Linked DNA regions of Homo sapiens: region 1 is linked to region 2. A link is a contact called in ENCODE Hi-C or POLR2A ChIA-PET data. All regions are on one chromosome and are shown on one strand. The core of a region is the stretch at or near the end of the contact, and the rest is flanking DNA. Distances in the headings are between cores, read along the strand shown. Region 1 overlaps PRKCA (protein kinase C alpha). Region 2 overlaps PRKCA (protein kinase C alpha).

Evidence for each region. Hi-C counts contacts between places; a loop is a spot of excess contacts on that map. ChIA-PET counts read pairs that join two places held with the same protein, here RNA polymerase II (POLR2A). Pooled maps may share reads with other maps.
Region 1: a loop to region 2 is called in a pooled map, with 3 times the contacts of the local background. The contact joins two enhancer-like sites. A Hi-C loop is called at or near these places in 4 of 50 pooled maps. POLR2A ChIA-PET finds 5 or more read pairs at or near these places in 5 of 52 experiments (Panc1, activated CD4-positive, alpha-beta T cell, activated T-cell and 2 more).

What each region holds. Positions count from the first base shown.
Region 1 is chr17:66,506,607-66,511,819 of GRCh38, forward strand. The region is part of intron 3 of PRKCA (protein kinase C alpha); the gene reads left to right. Among named protein-coding and RNA genes, the nearest start is that of PRKCA-AS1, 92 kb to the left of the region's middle. RefSeq lists an enhancer at 645-939. Within about 2 kb of position 2,390, at least 18 of the 41 ENCODE cell types and tissues checked have a DNase peak (open chromatin) inside an H3K27ac peak, as active enhancers do.
Region 2 is chr17:66,397,161-66,402,292 of GRCh38, forward strand. The region is part of intron 2 of PRKCA (protein kinase C alpha); the gene reads left to right. It overlaps PRKCA-AS1 (PRKCA antisense RNA 1), which reads right to left. Exons shown (of 4, transcript NR_110822.1): 4 at 909-1,058. Among named protein-coding and RNA genes, the nearest start is that of PRKCA-AS1, 17 kb to the right of the region's middle. Within about 2 kb of position 2,396, at least 2 of the 41 ENCODE cell types and tissues checked have a DNase peak (open chromatin) inside an H3K27ac peak, as active enhancers do.

The DNA of each region.
Region 1 (5,213 bases), core at 1,140-3,639, 110 kb after region 2:
TTACTGAACTCCCTTAATACCCAAGAGTAGCCGTCTCATCAGCATCATTATTACGGCTGATGCTGGGGGTGTGGGGGAACACACCTGATGGGCTTTTCTGTTTTTCCCAGTAACTGTTTCAAAGTGTAGTCTTCACTATTTGGAATTTAGTTTAAGAAGTAGTGGGTGAGGCAATAGCTTTTGACTGGTTGGGATCAACAATTGGTATGATGGATTCCTTGTTTATTTTTTCTGACCGATCCAAGTGACTCAGTGATACTAGACATTTCGTGATGTACAAACAGCCAAATTACCTGACCCTGAGAACTGTTGTTGGAAATGGTGTCTGGAGAGCCTGCTGTAGGAGTGCAAATTCTCGGAAGCCCAGAGTTGGAAGATCCACGGCACAGGATGTGACATCTTTGTGATACCATGTATTTAGCGTCTCTTATGTGTCTGGTGTTTTTCTTGCATTTATTCATTGTATGTAAACATTAAATGTTTCTTGAGCATTTATTGTGTGTGAGGTATTATGGGAGGCAAAGGTTAAAAAACACAGTTCTTGTCTTCAAACAACTTATCCTTAGTGGGAAGTCATGTATATGAATAAATATTACTATTCAAATAGTCACTTCAGCGGATAACATACATAAATGCACTAGGTATGCATTATTGTTCCCATTGTACAGATGTGCAAATTGAGGCTTGAGGTAGTTAAGTGATTCTCCCGAGTGCAGTAGTAAGTGGAGCACTAAGCTTTGAACTGGACCTCTCAACTTCCAAACCTGTTCTTTTTCCACAGTACCACGTGACTGAACAGCAAAGCTAACTTAGGGGCAGTTTTCTGTCAGTGAAGGTTCCATTTTTGTGGGTGGAGTCTGGGGTCATTGTGACTATGAGAAATCTTAAAATGGTAAAAGAAATTTGGAATCATACAATCCTGAGACATTAACAGTAAAAACCTTCACAAGGCAGATTAGCAACGTGAACTAGTAAAGACAGGAGCATGTAGGGCTGATGGGACCGGGTGGGAGCTGGCAGCAGTTTGGAGACTTGGTTTAGGTCCTTCTGAAGAGGGTACAGAGTGGGACTTTTCAGGACATTGGGTTTCTGGAAAGATCCGTTTCAAGTGTCTACACCCTAAGCTGAAAGCCAGCCCAGAGAGCTTTTTGGCTCATGCTGGGGCTTATTCCTGGATTCTGATGAGTCATGTTTTTTAGAAGCTGAACTTCTAAACTTCTAAGCCGAGTCCCATTCAGTTAGCTGGTACCTTCCTCACCTTGGCTTTGTTTTCTGTTTTTGCTGCTTAATACATTTCCAGCAGGAGATTTAGGAAGGGTCTGTGGACAGAGAAGTAGATTTCCCAGGATCTAAGAAAAGAAGGTTGGTTTACTGTGGGTATTCTAGCTGTCATTATAACTGTGTTATTTTATTTATTTACAAAGGGATCATGAGCCAGAACCAATCATAACAATCAAATGAACCCACTCACTGTTTCAGCCTCTGATGGTGGCTAAGAGAAAACAGCAAGTGGGGAGCACCCCCCCTCACAGTCGCCTCTATTATGTTGTACCAGAAGCTGGGATCCAGCACCCTCAAACGTAGAGGCTTGTACTAGCAAGAGTCACATGGACAGTGGGAAGGTCCATTCTAATTATTTTGTTAGTAATTCAGTCTGTTCTATTTATTCTTATAATCTAGCACATTCCAAAACATATTTGTTTTGAGAATGATAAACCAAGGGGAAAAGTCAGGTTTTAAGAAGAATGTCATGGCCACGAAGATAACACTGCCGTTGGGCGTTGCCGTGGTTCTGACTGGGTGAAGGTTTCCCAGTGACCATCTTTGTGTGGAAAGAGCACTCTGCTCCTGATGTTGGGGATGTCATGCCACCCACGTACATCACTGTCCTCAGCATTCCAGCACTCTTGCCTATTCTCCGTGCATCTCTTCCACCCTGCAAGCCATTGCTTATGTCACCCTGATTGATCATGGTGTAACACCCAGCTGTCCTCTGCACACAGGATCCCAAGCCAGAAGTCTCAGGATTTTCTTGGTTGTCTCCATCTTTTTTTTGTTTCACGCACCTAATAGGTTTCCAAGTGCTACGAGTTCTGCTTTCAACTCTCTTTCCTCTCCATCTCCATAGCCACTGTCTTTGTGAAGGCCTTGTTGTGTGCTGTGAGTTGGTCTTACTGACTCTGGACTGTTTCTCCTCTATGAACTGTCTTTCATATTGCCACCCCGTGGTACTCCAGTTGTTGTTGTTTTTGTTTTTTAATGTGATTATGCACTCTCTTGCTTATCATCTTCCAAGGTTGGTACAGAGTCACTCACAGCGGCCTCACTGGCTGTTAGCTGTGGCTGCTGGCCAGGGAGTCCTAAGGTCTGCCCCACATTAGCTTGGGAGGGTAGTGCAGGTTTTTTACAAGGGAGTGGCAGTTTTCCAAGAAGGAACACCTCAGTGTACACACACTTAATAGGCTTCCCCTGGCGCTGTGTTTCCCAGTGTTTCATTGGCCAAAGCCCAGAGTCACTGTGAAGGTTTATGAATCAGGGTTCTCCAGAGAAAAGGAACGTGTGTGTGTGTGTATGTGTGTGTGTGTGTGTGTGTGTGTGTGTGTAAAGAGATTTAATATAAGATGTTGACTCAATGCAATTATGGAGGCCGGCAAGTCCCAAGATTTGCAGGGTGAGCTGGCAAGTTGGAGACCCAGGAGAGCCAATGGGATAGCACCAGTCTGATTCTGAAGGTCTGGGAGCCAGGAGAGCTGATGATGTAAGTTCCAGTCCAAGCTCAAAGGCAGGCAAGCTTAAGACATCAGCTCTGAAGTAAGAGCTGATGTTTTAGATTGAGTCCAAGAGCAAGAAAAAGCTGGTGACCAAATCTCAAGGCCTTCAGGCAAGAAGAATCCTCTCTTACTTGGAGGGAGAGGCAGTCTTTTTGTTCCATTCAGGCCTTCAACAGATTGGATGAGATCCACCTGCACTAGGAAGGACAGTCTGCTTTGCTCAACCTCCCGATCTAAATGTTAGTATCATACAAAAACACCATTGTGTAAACACCCAGAATAACGTATGACCAAATGTCTGGGCACCTGGGGCCCAGTCAAGTCGGCACATAAAATTAACTATCACAGAAGGGTGTGGAACCTGGGGGTATGAGTCACTGGGGCCGTTAGTGTAACCATTTGCCACAGGCAGACTTGTTTGGGTTATAATTCTTTCCTGTAAATCTTATTCATCTCTGTATCCCCAATGCCTAGTATGATCTCTGACTTATAGTAGGTGATCATTAATGTTTGTTGAAAGAGCGAATGAATGGAAAAAAAAAATGAAGTCTTTGATTCCCTAAAGAAAATGAAAATAATTTCATAGACTTGAGTCAAGCTTGTCCAACCCACCTTATTTTGTTGTCGTGGTGGTTCTGTTTTGTTTTGTTTGAGACTTTTGGCAACCTGAAGCCATGTTTTTTAGTTTCTATCTCTAGTGATAAGCAGAAAAGAGGGATGAGGAAGGGGCTTTACTGGCCCAACAAGAAACAGAAACTAAGAACCCATGACTGTATTCTCTCCCTTGGACACTCCTAGGAGTGGAATATCTGTGAAATGTTTCCTGCGATTCTCTCAGAATCAATACCAGCCACTTCCTGATTACAAGTTACCATCTTTAGAAAGAGAATTTTGTTTTCGGGGGGAAAAGGTTTTTTGTGTTGAGGGACTCTTCAGTGCTTGAAGTTTAAGCCTAACGAAATTATGCAAGATGCCCACTGAACTGTGCCTGCTGTGTGACCAGAATCTCTTAACCTCATGAGCATTTTTTGGTTAAATGTTGGTAGGAAAAACTGCTTATTGAAAGGCAAAACTTGTTTTGTCACCTGCGTATTTTAGGGTGATCATCCTTGAAGTGATGGCTTATCATGTAGAGAGGTTTGTAACCAATTGCAATTCAAAAGGGAGAAATGGAGAGAGCTAACAGCTTAAGGAATCAATAGCCTTTGATTTCTTTCCCATTTGATCACTGCCTTTCTGGGTATATTCCTGACTTTACATAGCCTGCCTTTGCCAGGACAGAGACTGTCTTCAGAAATCTTAGAGTTTACTATTCTTGTTCATGAGAAATTGTTATGAGATTGCTGTAGGAAAGTATGTATTTTACTAATTTTATTATTTTTTTTTGAGATGGGGTCTCACTCTGTCGCCCAAGCTGGAGTGCAGTGGCCCAATCATGGCTCACTGCAACATCAACCTCCCTGGGCTCAGGTAATTCTCCTACCTCAGCTTCCCTAGTAGCTGGGACTACAGGCGTGCACCACCATGCCCGGCTAATTTTCGTGTTTTTTGTAGAGACGGGATTTTGCCTTGTTGCCCAGGCTGGTCTCGAACTCCGGTACTCCGGTGATCTGCCCACCCCTGCTCCCCAAATAACGTATTTTAAAACATACAGATTATAACTGCTTTACAATAGGTGAGGCATTTTTTTTCGTGTCATAAAACATGCCTGTGATGAATGCCTTTAGGAAAGCAGTACGCCTATTGCTAGCTTTCTGCACTTCCAAGTCCCAAGCCTATTCCTCCTCATCCCTTTTTCAAGGCAGGAAGCTTTGTAGAATGAGCATGGGATATCAGTGTTTAAAACATAAGAATTTCATACTCGAAAATGATCTTCTCTGTGGAGGTGGGTGATTTTAGGTTTCTAGATATTAAGCTTGTATTATGACTCATTTGTTCTTAAACAGGTTGTTCTCCAGTTACTAAAATTAATCACAAAAGACCAAGGAAGCTTGAAAAAGAAGGGGAGTTCATACAGCAGGTCTTAAAATTAGAAAGGCAGGGCTGCTCTCTTTTGCATTTGCTCAGTTTGAATGATGCACCAGGATTTAGGTAATTCATCGTAATCGTTGTTTTTTCCCCATTAAGAATTGGTAACTGGGAATAACTTAATGTGTAAAACTAGACGGGGAAGAAAAATGGTAGGCTGAATATTTAAGAAGGAATCACATTCCTAGGTATTAAAGGGGCTTGGGCTTGCGGATTTGCTGCTCGCTGTCAGTTTGGACACGTGTGCTCAAATCAGGTCATTCTCTCATATAGTGAACTTTTTTTTTTTTTTTGAGATGGAGTCTCGCTCTGTCACCCAGGCTGGAGTGCAGTGGTGTGATCTTGGCTCACTGCAACCTCTGCCTCCCAGGCTCAAGAAATTCTCCTGCCTCAGCCTCCTGAGTAGCTGGGATT
Region 2 (5,132 bases), core at 1,146-3,645:
TCTCCATGTTGCCAGGCTGGTCTCGAACTCCTGACCTCAGGTGATCCACCTCCCTCAGCCTCCCAAAGTGCTGGGATTACAGGCATGAGCCAGCATGCCCGGCCCCAGTGTAGACTTTTTTTTTTTTTTTTTTTTTAGGGCTTTTGATATTTGTTGCCAAGTTACCCTCTAAAAACCTAGTGCAAGATTACATTTTCACCCCTGGGGTGTGAGTGCCTTTTGCCCCACAGTCTAGACCATGCTGGATTTATAATTTTAAGGGAATTTATTAATTTGTTAGATGGTGGATGTGTCATTTTGATGCAGGACTTTAAGGAAGAAAAGATATATCTTTAAAAACGTTTTCTGTTTTTCTTTTTTAGCTTGTCTTTTGGAGTTCTTGCCTTTGACTTAAGGGCAAATGTCTTACTGAGAGATGCTGGGTGCCTGGGTCACAGGTGGTTTGTCGTTGCCCTTTTTCTTTTTTTTTCCAACTCAGCTAAGTTCAGCACTAGTTTTGTGACTTATTACACAGAAGACTTGAATACATCAAGGGCCTCTAGAGATTTGTGGTAACATCAAGATGTGTAGTCTGTAATGTGTCATGGGGGGTGTGAGCCATTCAAGGGGAGTTACTCTTAATGGTACCATTATTCAGGATACAGTGCTGATGCCTGCATCCTGATGGCACCACTGTCGTCCAACTCTGTTTGTGACATTGTTCATGGCCTCTGCAGAGTCAGGGAGCTCCTCAGGATAAGGCTCTGTGACATCGTCTAAACTCCAAAGAAGTAGAGCCATCATATTTCCTTCCCCAAGGGAGCTGGCATCTACCATCACTGAGGATTTTTTGAGTCTCTGTACCAGGACATGGACCTCAACTCTTTATTTCCATGATTAATCCCTATGTCAATGTACATGGCAAATGCTAGCATTTCCTTCATTTTATTGACGATAGAATCAAAACTCAGAGTGTTTAGGTAATTTCCTTGAAATTACACAGCCAGGAATGGCCAAGGCTGGGAATTGAATGGACTCCAGAACCCATGGTCGAAGTCCAAGCTCAATATCTCTGAGACCTGGAAGGAAATGAAACAGACTAAAATCAGAGTAACGCTTAAAACCATGAAGATTCCAGCCCACAGATTCTATCTGCCACATGCAGACACGATTTATACCCCTAGAGGGAAACTGAAGAAACAAGGTGGTGGTCATACAATAATAGACTCAAAACCCAACCACACTTTTGAAGTGAATAGTGGCTCATGATGGCTTTAAACATCTTAGGAGAAAAATCAAAGTTGGTGATGGGCTAATTTGGAAGATTAGCTGAAAAAGTTAAGTGGCAAAGAACTAAGTGATAGTTGGAGTGAGGAAGGCATTTTGGTGTGGAGAGAGTAAGATTGGGGAAGGAAAGCTCCCTGGGTAACTGTAGGATTAGAAGCTGTGAGGAGTGTGGTTTAATCAGACAATTTGGAAGCAAGACAGAGAGGGAACAGTCCCCATTTGGAGAGTGTTAGTGTTCAGGGTAATCAGAAAGGAAGAGTCGGAAGCATATGTAATTAATGAACGAGAAAGGCAGATGGATGATGGGGAGGTGGGTGGCGTCGCGCTACTCATATGTTCTTTTGATAAGTAAAATTATAGCATAATTTCTCACTCATTGGAAACAAGGTTATGCAATTAGGATCCTGCTGCTGCTAAAAGCTTCCAGAGATTTTAGTGCACTGGGCAGACAGAGTGATGATGTTTACTTTAAAAATCGAACTTCTCGTTTGAGATACTTAATTTTATTTAATGCTCGATTTTTGTATTTACTGGTTCTGCATTTTCTCATGTAGATTAAGATCCAATTTAGAGAAGAAATATATGGGCAGTTTGGCTGTAGAAAGCACAGAGGAATGATGCTGTGGATATTGATGCACCATGTGGTAGACAGCATTTTCTTTTCTTTTCTTTTCTTTTTTTTTTTTTTTTGAGACAGGGCCTTGCTCTGTCTTCCGGGCTGGAGTACAGTGGTGCGATCGCGGCTCGCTGTACCCTCAACCTCCTGGGCTCAGTTGATCCTCCCATCTCAGCCTTCCAAGTAGTGGGACACCATGCCCGGCTAATTTTTGTATTTTTTTGTAGAAGATGGGATTTCGCCCCATTGTCTGGTCTTGAACTCCTGAGCTCAAGTGATCCGCCCACATTGGCTTCTCAGAGTGCTGGGATTACCTGGCTGACAGCATTTGTTTTAAAGCAGTAAATGAAAATTTGGGTATTCCTTTTAAGTTTTTCAAAATTTCAATCTGCAGTTTTTAATCTATACAAAAAACTGTGGTAAAAGACGCCTAACATAAAAATTACAATCTTAACCACTTGCAAGCCTACAGTTTGGTAGTGTTAAGTAGATTCACCTTTTGAAACAGACCTCCAGAACTTTTTCATCTTGCAAAACTGAAACTGTTTGCCTATCAAACAACAGCTCTTGGTTTCCTCTTCCTCCTAGGCTTTGGCAGTTACTATTCTACTTTGTTTCTATGAATTTGACTGCTTTAACTAACTCATAAATGGACTCATACAGTATTTGTCTTTTTGTGATTCGCTTGTTTCACTTAGCGTACTATCCTCCAGGCTCACCCACATTGTAGCATGTGACAGGCTTCCTTTCCTTTTCAGGGCTGAATAATATAACATTATATATATGGATATGTACATTGAATATCCCTTATCTGAAATGCTTGGGATCAGAAATGGTTCAGATTGGGGATTTTTTTAGATTTTGGAATATTTGCATAATTCTTCCAGGTTGAGCATCCCTAATCCAGAAATCTGAAATGCTCTAATGAGCATTTCCTTGAGCATCATGTTGGTACTTAAAAAGTTTCGAATTTTGGAGCATTTCAGATTTCAGATTTTTGTGTTAGGGATCTTCAACATCATTCTATTTTTTTAATCTGTCAATGAATAAAATTACAGTTTTAACCACTTGTACACATACGGTTTGGTAGTAGTGTTAAGTATATTCACCTTTTTTTGTTGTTGTTTGAGATGGAGTCTAGCTCTGTCGCCCAGGCTGGAGTGCAGTGGCACAGTCTCGGCTCACTGCAACCTCCACCTCATGGGTTCAGGCAATTCTCGTGCCTTAGCCACCTGAGTAGCTGGGACTACAGGTGCGTGCCACCACGCTCAGCTAATTTTTGCATTTTTAGTAGAGATGCGGTTTTGCCATGTTGGCCAGGCTGGTCTCAAACTCCTGACCTCAAGTGATCCCCCCGCCTTGGCCTCCCCAAGTGCTGGGATTACAGGTATGAGCAACCATGCCTGGGTTAACTATAGTCACCTTTTGAAACAGACCTCCAGAACTTTTCGTCTTGCAAAACTGAAACTGTCTGCCTATCAAACAACAACTCTTCGTTGCTTCCACCTCTTGGCTACTCTTGAGTAGTGTGGCTATGAACACGGGTGTACAAATATTTCTGAGACCCTGCTTTCAATTCTTTAGGATAGATAGCCAGAATTGAGATTGCTGGATTACATGATGGTTCTATTTAATTTTTTGAGGGGCTTCTGTACAATTTTCCATTGTGGTTACAACCATTTTACAGTCTAAGCAACAGTGCACAAAGGTTCCAATTTCTCTGCATCATTGCCAACACCTTTTAGAAACAGTAGCCATCCTAATGGGCATGAAGACTATCTATAGTTTATTATGTCAAGCTTTTCTTCATGGTTATAAACGAATATTGTGATGAGTGATTTATCTATGTTTGCTGCTTTACTCCCCAGGGGAGGATGAGTATACCATATATGTCCATATTGATACCTATCTCAGAATACTGGTTGTACAAAACTATTCCAGGCATTGTTCTTCTTTAAGTATTTGGGGTGTTTCTTTTTGCTTATAATTTAGTACAAATGTTCTCAGTTCAGTTAATAATGAGTCCTACTGTGTGGCAGTTGAGAACATGAAGATAACCAGAACACAGTTCCCGCCCTCAAGGGACTGATGAGAAGTAGCCACGTTTTGTAGGAACGGGCAAATGAAGTGGCAAAGGAAGGTGGCCATGGGTTGCCATAGGAGCGCAGGTGAGGGATGAGGAAAGGAAGCACTAAACCAGGTCAGCTTGTGACGTGGGATAAAGAAGGCTTCTTGCAGGTAAAGCCAGAGCTGAATTTGGAAGATGGTAGGAGTTCACCTGCTAACCTGGGAGGTGTGAGTGGAGTGCCTGCGGCTGGACCCACTTTGAGCAATTGGAAAGCCTGTATAGGAAACCATAGGTGACATGATGCCAAGTGGACATGACATTCAGGGAGATGATAGGCAGAAGGTGAGGCCAAAGAAGTTGGCTGGATGTATGTCAGAGAACGTGGTTTTTATGCAATCATTGATGGAAAGCTCATGACGCATTCAGTGATGTGGACGGCTTTGTGCTCTCTGCAGACCACTCTGAGGGCAATGTGGAGGTGGAGGCAGAGAGATTAGGTAAGAGGTTTTTGTGAAAGTTCAAGTGAGATAAGGAATGAACTAGGGCAGTGGTAGTAAGAATGAGGAGAAGGGAGAAAACCTGCCAAATACTTAAAAAAATTAGCAGCCATATGCCGGTTAAGTGTATGAGTGGTGAGACAGAGGGAACATTGAAGATAACCCACAGATTTCTGGCAGTGGTTCCGTGATCTGAAATTAGGAATATAAGAATAGACACTGAGGGTGGACAGGATCAATTCCCTTTTGGACATTTTGGGTTTGATGTGTCTGTAGAAGACACAAATGGTGATGTCCAGTTCACCTTGGGTTTGTGAGTCAAATTTGACAGATTCAGATAGAGACACACTCTTGGTTCTTATTAGATGTATGCAGTAGTTAAAACTATGAAAGCAGATCCATCCCCTATGTTGGAGGGGCACAAAGAAAAGGAGCAGCCCACCAAGGAGCTGGAGAATGAGAATCGGGGTGGACCAAGAGGGAGTCGTGTCTCAGGGGCTGGGGAAAGTAGAAAGGTTCCAGAATGAGTGAGTGGTCAGGAACTTCAGATGTAGCAAAAGAGGTCTTAGAATGTAAAGATGGAGTCACTTGGCAGTGTCAAGATACAAAGACTGAATAAGTTTGGCAGCGTGGAGATACCAGGCCGTGTGAAGATCCTTAGGACCTTTGTCCAGGCGGTTTTAGG